Regions from separate parts of the Homo sapiens genome. Here region 2 is linked to region 1. A link is a contact called in ENCODE Hi-C or POLR2A ChIA-PET data. All regions are on one chromosome and are shown on one strand. The core of a region is the stretch at or near the end of the contact, and the rest is flanking DNA. Distances in the headings are between cores, read along the strand shown. Region 1 overlaps LOC105375130 (a long non-coding RNA gene). Region 2 has its middle 20 kb from the start of GNA12.

Region 1 (6,172 bases), core at 1,726-4,225:
CCTCAAGAATGTGACCTCCCACGCTCCTCCATGAACAGCTCTCTCCCTGCGTCCCAGCAACCAAAGACACTTGTTGATTTGGGAAAAACCCAGAGGAAGGATTCTGTCTGGATTTTCTGGTACCACTGACGCATTTTCACCCAGGCACATTCATCTGGTTCAAGACTGAATCTTTCCCTTTTTCATGAAACAGATTCTCCCCCTCTTTTAAGCCTCTGTGGGCTCCAGAATGAGTTGAACCGCTGTATCTTCTCATCACAGCGTTTCCCTCTTTGGACATGGGCTGAGACACACAGATTTCACGACTTCCTCTTTGGAGAAGGCATGAAAGGACCTGCAGCCACGGCCCCATACGTTTCAAGAGAGGCAAGGCTTTCACCCTCCGTGTCTTTCACAGCCATCCGCCCACAGCCTCTTAACTTCCTGACATTAAACAAAAACGAAACCGAGGTTTCCCTAATTGGGGATCATCATCAAGAATCTGTCATGGGGTCTCTTAGAAATTAATTCAACTCGATTGTTCTTCAGACCTCCGCTAAGGAGCCGGCGTGTTACTCTCGACACCAACTTGTCCCATCTTCATCCTATATTAGCTCCCTAACAGGGTTGCACGATCAGCTCCTAGGCTGCAAATTAGAAAAATGGGCGATGATTCCAGCAGCTACGCCTCGGCACTCTCACGCCGGATTACTGTGATGGTCTCCTTGCAAGGCTTCCGGATCTTTCTATGTGGGTTGAAATTGGTTCCAACTGTAACTTCCTGTTGATCTCCCACCCTGAATTCCCTCATTGATGCAACATTTTGTTAAAAAAGAACTTCACCGAATTACCCATTTCATGGAAATTGCAATAGGGTATTGACTTGTATAGTTAATGAAGCTTTCAAAAAAGCACTCCTGTAGCCATCATCTAAATGCCCCTCTGGCCACCAAAACTGTGCATGTAATTCACTGTAGTGAGGATTCCTGAGTCTCCCTAAGGGAGATCCAGTAGGATCAGTTCTGGGTGGGATCCGTCAGCAAACACAACCTATTGCCCGCCTCCTTCTGGTTTCCAGTCCCGGGGGGTAATTGATGTCTTAGTGCACACAGAGCCGGACCATGGAGCTAAGTAGATATGGGTTTCCAACTCATCCCGGCCACTTCCCAGGGGCATGTCCAGGGGCAAGTTAGTAACTCTCTTGAACCTCAGTTTCCTCATCTGCAGAGTGTGGATCATCACAAACCTACCTTCTGGGGTTGCTAGGGGATTAAAGGAGATAAGGAGCATAGCAGGGCTGGCCCTGTGCCTGCCTGGAGTGGGCACCAAGCTGACTTCGCTGGGGCTCTCCCGGCCCCACATACCTGCAATGGTTTTGCCTTTGGCTCGATGTCTGAAGCCTTTGCATTTCTGAAGGGAGTGATGTAAATCAAGCCATGCTTATGATTAAAAACATCCAACGTTCAGCTCAGTTGTTTGTCCTATTTTGGCAACATCCTATTCTTTTGTTGTTGCTGTTTTTGAGATAGGATCTTGCTCTGGGGCCCAGACTGGAGTGCAGTGGTACAATCATGGCTCACTGCAGCCTCAACCTCCTGGGCTCAAGTGATCCTCCTGCCTCAGCCTCCCGAGTAGCTGGGACTATAGGTGTTCACCACCATGCCTGGCTAGTTTTTTAATTTTAATAGAGATGAGGTCTCATTATGTTACCCAGACTGATTTCAAACACCCAGGCTCAAGTGATCCTCCCACCTCAGCCTTCCAAAGTGCTGCCATTACAGGTATGAGCCACCACACCTGGCCAACCTTCTCCTCTTATCTGTGGGAAACCTTGGGGCATTACTGAAGAAAAAATTGTGATGTCCAAATCCTGCACTGTACCCCAGTGCAAGGTGGTAGGTGTTGAAGTAGAAAATGATAAGACGTAAATCGTCAGCAAAAGCCAAAGAGAGAGGTAAAAAATGTATGAGCACTAAATGAATTGATTTTCATAAAATTAGCGTTATACTGTATAATAATGTTTCCCAATATAAAGTCTTTTTCATATTAATATTTATAACATTGTAAAGATTAAATCATACCTTTGTGATTATTTTAATTTTTTTTAACCTTATTCTGTTCCAAAGATAAAGCTTGGTTGTGTTTTTTGTGTGTGTGGGGGGGGGGTTTGGGTTTTTTTTGGCCTTTATCTTTAGAATGTTCTAGTGACATTCTGAATTCTTCCAACAGGGCGATATTGTTATTTTAATAATGGTTATGCACAACACATATAGGAATCTGTCATGGAGTTGGTGGGAATGAAAAGGCTACTTAGATACCCAGCTTGAAAAGCTTTCATGTTTTTATGTTTAATTTGCAACAATCTTCCTTCTTTGCACAGGAGGTGATACATTACTGAAATAGGAGATCAGGCCAGGTGCGGTGCCTCACGCCTATAATCCCCACACTTTGGGCAGCCAACGTGGGAGGATCACTTGAGCTTCAGAGTTTGAGACCAGCCTGAGCCACATAGCAAGACCCCCCTTTTCTACAAAAAAAAAAAAAAAAATTAAAAATTAGCCGAGCATGGTGGCATGCATCTGTGGTCTCAGCTACTCAGGAGGCTAAGGCAGGAGGATTGCTTGAGCCCGGGAGGTAGAGGCTGCAGTGAGCTATGATTGAACCACTGCACTCCAGCGTGGGCAACAGAGCAAGACCTTGCTCTAAAAAATTAAAAAAAAAAAAATAGGAAGGAAGAAAATAGGAAATCAACCAATGCAGCTCTCACCACCTCCTACATCCGGTTCTGGGGTTCTGGGTGGTGGGGCGCCTGCGTCCTGCTGTAGGGTCAGGACAAACAGGCATGGCTGCACAGCTGTGCTCCCCCTGGCTGGCTCCCGCAGGCTCCCAATGCCTTTGGGAGGTCAGCCTCTCAAGCTGAGTGCCCAGAAACTACACAAACCCCAACAGGCCGTGCAGGAAATGAGACCCACAGCCACGTCACCAGCCTCATTTTTGCAAGCTGATGGAGGTGGGGAAACCCTACCCTTCTTCCTTTAGCAGCAATAGCTTTTCTTTTTTTTTTTTTTATCATGCTTTTTTTTTCATACTTACCAATATTTTTAAGTTTGAGCTTCATTTCAAATTTTTGACCTGAGTAATGATGCCATGCACACAGTTTGCCCAATCTTTCCCCAGCTACCTCTTGGGTCCTATATTAGTATGCTGGGCCTGCCACGACAAAGTACCACAAACAGGGCAACTTAAACAACAGAAATGTATGGCCTCATGGGGCTGGAGGCCAGAGGTCCAAGATCAAGGTGTTGGTAGGGTTGGTTCCTTCTGGGGGCAGAGAACCTGCCCCAGGCCTCTCCCCAGCTCCCGGTGGTTCTCCACAATCTGCAGTGATCCTCGACTTGTAGACGCATCCCTCTGATCTCCACCTTCATCCTCACGTGTGCTCTCCTGTGTGTCTGTGTCCAAATTTCCCTTTTCATGAAGACACTAGTCATCTTGGTTTAGGGCCCACCCTAAGAACCTCATCTTGACTTGATTATCTGCAAAGACCCTGTTTCCAAATAAGATGGCATTTGCAGGCATTGGGGGTTAGGACATGATCTTTTGGAGGTTTAACATCGTTTGTGGGGACATGATTTAGCCCTGACAGGCGCCCTCCTTGCCTGGGTCTCTTCCGTCACCACCCAGTGCAGGCCGTGAGCTCGCTCCATCTGACTTAGAGAGCCCATCCCCTCCTCCACTCTGTACTGTCTCTGATCCCTTCTCCTGCCGGAGGGTGGAGGGGTGGGTGCCCCAGGAAGCAGACTCAGAGAGGGAGGAGACTGTGCAGGAGATCTGTCAAGGGGTTCTCTTAGGACTGGCATCCGGGGAAGGGAAAAGTACAGAATTAGGCAGGAAGGATATTGAGCTTTGAGGCAGCCTCCGTGAAGGCTTCAGACAACCCTGAAGGGAATCTGGAAATGGGGTGGGGAGACCCTCAGAGCTGAGTCTGGGCCTTTTTACCCCTCGTTGATCATGCATCAGCTGCTGGCTGTCCTGGAATGGAGTATGCCTCAGAGCCAGCACGTTCCCCACAGCCACTATCCCTGAAGGATGGGGAGCCGGGACTTTCTGCCAGCAGCCCTCCCACCACCCAGGGACTAGGCCTTCATTTCTGCAGGGCCATGTGGTGGGGGCAGTCCAGCCCCCTGCGAGCAGCCAGGGTGGCCTTTATTTTTATTTTTTTAAGATAGGGTTTCTCTCTTGTCGCCCAGGCTGGAGTGCAGGGGCAGGATTGTAGCTCACTGAAGCCTTGAACTCCCGGGTTCAAGCAATTCTCCCACCTCAGCCTCCTGAGTAGCTGGGACTACAGGTGTGTACCTTCACGCCTGGCTAATTATTTTTTGTAGAGCTGGGGTCTCACTGTTTTGCCCAGACTGTTCTCGAACTCATGGCCTCAAGTGATTCTCCTGACTCAGCTTCCCAAAGTGCTGGGATTACAGGCATGAGCCACCAGGCATGCCCCAGCTGGTCTTTCTAAAACACAAATTTGACCAAGTTACTCCCTTTACATCCTTCAGGGGTTCCCATTACTCTTAGGATAAAGACTAAAGTGTCTTAACTTGACCCTCCAAGCCTGGCCCTTGCCCCCTCCACATCTCTTCTTGCCCTGCGCCCCTCCCTTTCCACTCTGACCTCCTGCTTGCCATGAGCCCCCTGCCACAGGGCCTTTGCAAATGCTCATTCCCCAGCCTGGATGGCTTTTTTTTTTTTTTTTTTTTAAAAACCTAATTGACTCTCTCTCATCTTTTGGGCCACTTCCTCAGAGAAGCTCCCCTCCTTTTGAGCGAGTCCAACCCTCCTACTGTAGACTGTGAGAACACTGTGTAACTCTTCTTTGTAGAAATTTGTGGCTGGGTGTGGTGGCTTACATCTGTAATCCCCGTACTTTAGGAGGCTGAGGTGGGAGGATCCCTTGAGTCCAAGACCAGCCGGGACACAGGGAGACCCCTTCTCTACAGAAAACAATCTTTTAGTGGCACACACCTGTGGTCCCAGCTATTCAAAAGGCTGAAATGGGAGCATCACTTGGTCCAGGAGTTAGAAGCTGCAATAAGCTCTGATCAAGTCACTGTACTGCAGCCTGGGCAACTGAGTGAGACCCTGTCTCAAAAGATAAATACATTTGTGAGGTTTTGTTTTGTTTTTTGTTTTTTTTTTTTTTAAACAAGTTCTTGCTCTGTTTCCCAGGCTGAAGTGCAATGGCACCATCATAGTTCACTGCAGCCTCAACCTCTTGGGCTCAAGGGATCCTCCCACCCCAGACTCCTGAGACTCTGGGACTACAGGTCCACACCACTACGCCTGGATAATTTTTTTTTTTTTTAAGAGACAGGGTTTTGCCATGTTGCCCAGGCTGGTCTCAAACTCCTGAGCTCAAGTGATCCACCCACCTCAGCCTCCCAAAGCACTGGGATCGTAGGCGTGAGCCACAGCACCCGGCCTAAATTGATGATTTTTTACATTTGTTTATGCAATTATTTGGTTATTGTCTAGCTTCCCACTGAATCGTAAGTGCCATAAGAATAGGGCCATGTCTGATTTTTCTTCCCAGTTGTCCTTCAAGAGCCTTGCACAGGCCTGGCCCATAGTAGGTACCCTACGCATGAATGAAGGAACGAATGAATGCACTCATCAGTTAGTAACTCCCACGATGGAGCATTTCACGGGAAATCTGCAGTACATTCACATTCACTGTTTAAAAAAATAAAAAAGGAAAGAACTTGATATGTTCCTGTCCCCTGAAAGCTATAAGAGATTGGCTGTCCAGCAGGTTAACAAACAGCAGTGGGTCTTGAGAGACACGAGGGAGCCATTTGTCCCAGCAAGGATGGAATTTGCAGGTTGTGGGGATTTAGTAAATGTCCCCCTAGTGGACCGAGAAAGAATGCGCTGCCCCAAGCTGAGCCTGACCCGGCCACCTCCCTCCAGAGGGGTCTCCTGGTGGAGACGGGGAGTGGGTACCACTGCCGTCTGCCTGGAATGCAACCCAGAGATCTTTTCCAGCGGTTTGCGTTCCTGCCGGGCATTTCCCGGGCTAATATATTAAAAGCCAGAAGGTGGGAGGGCAGGGGTTACTTGCATGACAAATGACCCTCAGAGTACCATTCGTGTAGACCAATTGGAGCTGGCCATGATCCCGGTCAAGCTGCTAACG
Region 2 (6,172 bases), core at 1,281-3,780, 230 kb after region 1:
AGGTACTCCTTTATAGCAATGCAAGAACAAACTGGCACAGATGGCACCCAGGGAAATGGGAAGCCAACCCAGGGAATGGGAAGTCAACCTTCCACCCAGGGAAGGGCACATCTCACTAACACAGAAGGCACCTGGCAGGGGTCCAAGAAAGACGGTCCCCAAGTCTCCCATGGCCCCCATGGGAGCACGGGAGGATGTGAGGCCGGGAAATTAGTCAGGGACTGCTAGCAAGATGCAGAGAAAATGCCCTCCACAGAGAACCAGGCACCTCTGGGATAACCAGCATGGAGGGTGGGGGATGGCACATGACAATGTCCCTCCAGGAGACATCTGTGTTGGAGGGGGAACTGGAGCCTCCCCAGGGCCATAAGTTTATACCACCCCCTAGAGCATACCTGCCACGCCAGGTGAGCAAAGGAATGCTCAGAATTGAGCTTAAATGACCAAGTTCATCTGGAATTGGCCAAGATGACATTTTCCATCATCAGTCTGAAAAGGGGCTGGAAATAACGATTAGGTTGGGTCACAGAAAAACACAGTCCTAGCCGGGTACAGTGGCTCATACCTGTAATCCCAGCACTTTGGGAGGCTAAGGTAGGAGGATCCTTTGAGCTCAGGAGTTCAAGACCAGCCTGAGCAATATGGCAAAACCCCGTCTCTACAAAAAATATAAAAAATTAATGAGTCAGGTGTGGTGTCAAGCACCTCTGGTCCCAGCTACTCAAGAGGCTGAGGTGAGAGGACCGCTTGCGCCCTGGAGGTTGAGGCTGCAATGAGCTGTGATCCCACCACTGCACTCCAGCCTGGGCAACAAAGCGAGACCCTGTCTCAAATAAAAGAAAAAAGGGCCAGGCGTGGTGGCTCACACCTGTAATCCCAGCACTTTGGGAGGCCAAGGCATGTGGTTCACTTGAGATCAGCAGTTCAAGACCAGCCTTACCAACATGGTGAAACCTTATCTCTACTAAAAATACAAAAATTAGCTGAGCGTGGTGGTGGGCACCTGTTATCTCCAGCCTGGGCGACAGAGAGACTTGGTTTCAAAAAAAAAAAGAAAGAAAAAAAAAAGGAAAAAAACACAGCCCTGGTTTTGCTTCACTCAAGTACATGGAATAAGAAACGCTTGCCTGCTGGCCAAGTGACCCTCCCACAGCGGTCAGGAAGCTTCTAGAACCCGGTTATGTTGGCTGAAAGCAGAAATGGCCAAGTCAACCTCAGTGTGATATTGAGGGGGCTCCTGGGGCTGGAAGCATGCACCCCAAACTTAGACCCCGGCAAAAGGAGTGGGGAAGATGCCGGTGCCATGAGGGCAGGAAGCTGAGTTTGTTGCTAGGGGCCTGGGAGTGTTCCCGGAGGACGGGAGCCCTGTGAGGGGCATCTGGCGGCTGACACTGATGAATGGCTGTGCCGGGCCAGCCTTACCTGGGCAGCCAAGGCCAAAGCTTGGGGGCAGGAGGAGTGGCAGTGACACGGCTGCAGCTGGATGGAATCCGGGGCCTGAACCCCAGCATCCCCTCCCTGACACCCTACAGCTACCCATAGCCGGGGAGGTGGGGAGGTGCCGGCCCTCGGCCCACAATGCTGATCACATCTGTCTGGTTCTGAGGAGGAAATCCAGGACCTAATGAGAACAAATGGCAGCCTGGATAACTCATCTGTGGTCACAGATGAGATTTCCCCACCCGCTGCACCCCTAATTCAGCAGAGGCCATCTATGGGTTTCCTTGTGTGGCATGAGCGACACCTGGTGGTCACAGATGGGAATTTCGAGTCATGTTCTTCAGGCTGCTTGGGACACCCCACCTGGACCCCATCCCACTCTGGGCAAAGGCAAGACCACCACTGAGCTCAGGGTGCACCTGAGACTTGGCCGCAGCAAGGAGATGTAGATACAAGGATCACGTCAGAAGACGTTTCATTCATTCATTCACGTTCCCAAGCATTTAGTGAGCGCATACCAGGTATCAGGAAGAGATGAACAAAATGGTTTTATGAAGTTTGCATCCTAATGAGGAAAGCAGATAACAAGCATGTAAATATCAGATAATTCCTTACTGTTAAGTGCTGTGAGAATTCACAAGGTTCAGAAATTGAGTCAAAAATCTTTCTCAGTACCCTCAATAAGCTTCATCTCAGGCCGGGCGCAGTGGCTCACGCCTGTAATCCCAACACTTCAGGAGGCCGAGGCGGGGTGATAACTTGAGGTCAGGAGTTTGAGACCAGCCTGGCCGACAGTGAAACCCCGTCTCTACCAAAAAATAGAAAAATTAGCCAAGCGTGGTGGCACATGCCTGTAGTCACAACTACTCGGGAGGCTGAGGTGGGAGAATCATTTGAACCTAGGAGGCAGAGGTTGTAGTGAGCTGAGATCTTGCCACTGCACTCCAGCCTGGGCAACAGAGAGAGACTCTATCAAAAAAAAAAAAAGTGTAAGCCTCATCTTAGCTGAATCCCTGGACACTTACCTTGCCACAGGTCCCAGGCCCCAACCTCAGGAACTTTATATGGACTCTTGCGAAAGTGAGGCAGTGGAGTGACTGGGCAACGGATGTGGAATCAGGAAGACCTTGGGTTCCAATCCTGACTCTGCCACCTCCTAATTTTGTGGCCTTGGGCACATTACCTACCTTGTCTCAGCCTGTTTCCTCAACAGAGAAAAATGGGAATTACAACAGGACCTTATTACAGGACCTACCTCCTAGTTACAAAACTTAATGCCATAACTTACGGTCAGAAAAGTGCTTGGAGCATCTCCAGACCCAGAGAACCACTTGCAGTAAATATTAGCTGCTATTGTTATTGATATTACTATTGTGCCGACACTCCAGACCTTCTCCTCCTCCTCCTCTTCCTCCTCTTCCCCTCCCAACCCCAGAAGCCAGGAGAAAGAGGAAGGACCGCAGCCAGTCCCCCCGACCTCTCCCCTCCTTCTCCAGGGCTCTCCGGCCAAGGCTAAGCCAGCCCTTCAGTGGGGGACAAGATGAGTGCGAAATTGCATGTGAGATGGCAGTTTCAGACTCAACCAGACTGGCCTTTCTATTGCCCAGAATTACCCAAGCTGAGGCTAAGGGACAGGAAGCAGAGATTGGAAAGGGCAGGGCTGACGGGAGTGAGTCACTGGTGGGGAGAAAATGAACCACTTCCTGTGTGTTCCCACAGAGGTCAGGGCCCTCAGCAAACAGCGACAGGCTACAGGCTCGTTCTCCGGGCCTGGAGGAGGCTCGGTGCCCAGCGTCTCCGGAGGACTGGCTCTTCCCTCCGCCTGGGGAGTTTGCGGGCCCCAGACACAATCCCCAGGGAGGGGCTCGGCTCTGGACAGCCTTGGCCTCTTTCCCCAGATTTCCCCAGCACTCACACTCTCGGGAGGCTCAGGGTCTGTACTGAGAAGGGCCCTTGCTCGGCGTGGTGCTCTGCTGTGGCTGTTTTGAAATTCGTAATACTTTTTGGACAAGAGGCCCCACATTTTCATTTTGCACAAATTGTGCAGCCGGTCCTGAATCATTGCTGGCTTTCCAAGGTCACAGCCAGCAAATGGAACTAACTCCAGGGCTCCTGGTCATCTGTGCCCCCACAGATACCTTCTGGGGGTCTCTGAGGTCAGGCGCCCTCACCCTCCTCCTTCCCTGGAACACGGGCGACCACTGCCCACTTTGCCGCTGCGGCACCCTGAGCGCCGTGGCCCGTGCAGACCACCAGAGGAAGGATCCCGGGAGCCAGGACAGGGCAAGGAGGTTACTTGTTGGGGCAGAAACATGGCTACTGGTCCCCTAGGGCAGAGAAGACTGCAGGAAGTGGGGAAACCTGCCAGACAGCCACCCTGGGAGAGGAGGAAGACCTGTCATCCAGTAGCAAAAAATGCAAGTTCCGTGGTGGTCTAGCGGTTACAGGGAGGGAAAAAAATGCAAACACTTAGCGAGCACTGCCAAGGCGACCGGCATGTTCTGAGTTCATTCTCTGCATTTACCCCTTTATCTCCACCGGGTCACTTCCGTTTTACAGAATAGAAAACCAAGGGCCGGGTGCGGTGGCGCACACTTATAATCCCAGCACTTTGGGAGGCCGAGGAGGGCGCATTGTGAGGTAAGGAGTTCGAGACCAGCCTGGCCAACATAGTGAAACCCCGTCTCTACTAAAAATACAAAAATTAGCCAGGCGTGATGGCACACAACTGTAATCCCAGCTACTCAGGAGGCTGAGGCAGGGGAATTGCTCAAACCCGGGAGGTGGAGGTTGTGGTGAGCCAAGATCCTGCCACTGCACTCCAGCCTGGGCAACAGAGAGAGACTCCGTCTCGGGAAAAAAAAAAAAAGAAAACAAGGCACAGGGAGGTAAGGAAGTTGTTCAAGAGCCTACAGAGCTAGTGCCTGGCAGAGCTGGGGTCTACGCCAGGATGCACTTTGCACCCTGCCTGTTCTCCATACGTTAACTCGAATCTGTCCAATAACCGTACAGCACTTATTAGTACTGACCGATCATCTGTGATGTCTTAAGGGTAATGGGTAGAATTGTACTTCCTGGGACCTTAGCTGGGAGAGGCATAACTAGTACTGTATTAGTTGGGGGTTCTCCAGAGAAACAAAACCAGTAGGAGATTTTTTTATATGTAATTAATAAATTATGTATACACACACACACACACACACACACACACACTCTCAGCCCCTCATAGCTGCTTGTTCTGCATCTATGGATTCAATCACCCAGGGATGGAAAATATTTCTTAAAATAACAATACAACAATAAAAAATAAACACCTTAAAAATACAATCTAACAACTATATTTATTGATTTATTTATTTTCGAGACCAAGCGTTGCTCTGTTGCCCAGACTGGAGTACATTGGTGCGATCTCAGCTCATTGCAGCCTCCGCCTCCCAGGTTCAAGTGATCCTCCCACCTCAGCCTCCCAAGTAGCTGGGATTACAGGTGAGCACCACCGTGGCTGGCTCAATTTTTCTTTTTCTTTCTTTTTTTTTTTTTTTAAGACAGGGTATCACTCTGTGATGGCACATGCCTCCACGCTTGGCTAATTATTTTGTATTTTTATTAGAGACAGAGTTTCGCCATGTTGGCCAGGCTGGTCTCAAACTCCTGACCTCAAGTGCTCTGCCTGCCTCGACCTCCCACAGTGCTGGAATTACAGGGGTAAGCCACCACACCCGGCCATTATCTTTTTTTTTTTTTTGTAAATTTTTCTTTAGTGGAGATGGGGTCTCACTATGTTGCCCAGGCTGGTCTGGAACAGCATTTACATTGAATTAGGTATTACAAGTAATCTAGAGATTATCTAAAGTGTACAGAAGGATGTGCGTAGGTTATATGCAAATACTACACCATTTTATATTAGGGACTTGAGCATCCAGGGATTTTGGTACCCATGGGGGATTCTGGAACCAAGTCCCCATAAATACTATGAGACAACTGTAATATATTTATAGTTATTCTATAACATAATATAATACCAAATATATTAATGATATTATATACATACACTGGTAACGGGATTTTTTTTTTTTTGAGACAGAGTTTCATTCTTTGTTGTCCAGGCTAGAGTGCAGTGGCGTGATCTCGGCTCACTGCAACCTCTGCCTCCTGGGTTCAAGCGATTCTGCTGTCTTAGCCTCCGAGTAGCTGGGATTACAGGCACCCGCCACCATGCCCGATTAATTTTTGTATTTATTTATTTTTTTTTTTTTTTTTTAGTAGAGACGGGGCTTCACCATGTTGGCCAGGCTGGTCTTGAACTCCTGATCTCAGGTGATCCGCCCACCTTGGCCTCCCAAAGTGGGAGGCCTGGGATTACAGGTATGAGCCACCACGCCCAGCCGGGTTTTATTTTAATAAATTGGCTCACACAATCTTGGGGGCAGGCCAGTCTGTAGTCTGCAGGGCAGGCTGGCAAGCTAGACACCCAGGCAGGAGCTGGTGCCACAGTCTTGAGTCTAGAGGAAAAATTTCTTCTCCAGGAAGCCTCAGTGTTTGCTCTCAAGGAACAACAAATCAGATGAGGCTCACCCACGTTATTGAGGGCGACGTCCTTTACATAAAGACAAGTGGTTGCGGATATTAACCACGCCTCCCAGGCACCTTCACCACAATGCCTCCATTCATGTGTGATTAAATAATTGATTAGGATCTTAGCCAAGCAGACACACGCAACTCCTCAGCACCG

The links. A loop is a pair of places that touch in the nucleus more often than their neighbours do. ChIA-PET counts read pairs that join two places held with the same protein, here RNA polymerase II (POLR2A). Pooled maps may share reads with other maps.
Region 2: a loop to region 1 is called in a pooled map, with 4 times the contacts of the local background. The contact joins two enhancer-like sites. A Hi-C loop is called at or near these places in 7 of 50 pooled maps. POLR2A ChIA-PET finds 5 or more read pairs at or near these places in 6 of 52 experiments (A549, B cell, GM10248 and 3 more).

Annotation. Positions count from the first base shown.
Region 1 is chr7:3,089,399-3,095,570 of GRCh38, reverse strand. It overlaps LOC105375130 (a long non-coding RNA gene), which reads left to right. Exons shown (of 2, transcript XR_007060191.1): 2 at 1-1,445. Among named protein-coding and RNA genes, the nearest start is that of CARD11, 49 kb to the right of the region's middle. Within about 2 kb of position 2,975, at least 9 of the 41 ENCODE cell types and tissues checked have a DNase peak (open chromatin) inside an H3K27ac peak, as active enhancers do; they include B cell, where a contact is called at or near this core.
Region 2 is chr7:2,860,778-2,866,949 of GRCh38, reverse strand. No RefSeq gene overlaps it. Among named protein-coding and RNA genes, the nearest start is that of GNA12, 20 kb to the right of the region's middle. RefSeq lists a silencer at 2,255-2,334 and enhancers at 3,112-3,241, 3,890-4,536. Within about 2 kb of position 2,530, at least 39 of the 41 ENCODE cell types and tissues checked have a DNase peak (open chromatin) inside an H3K27ac peak, as active enhancers do; they include B cell, where a contact is called at or near this core.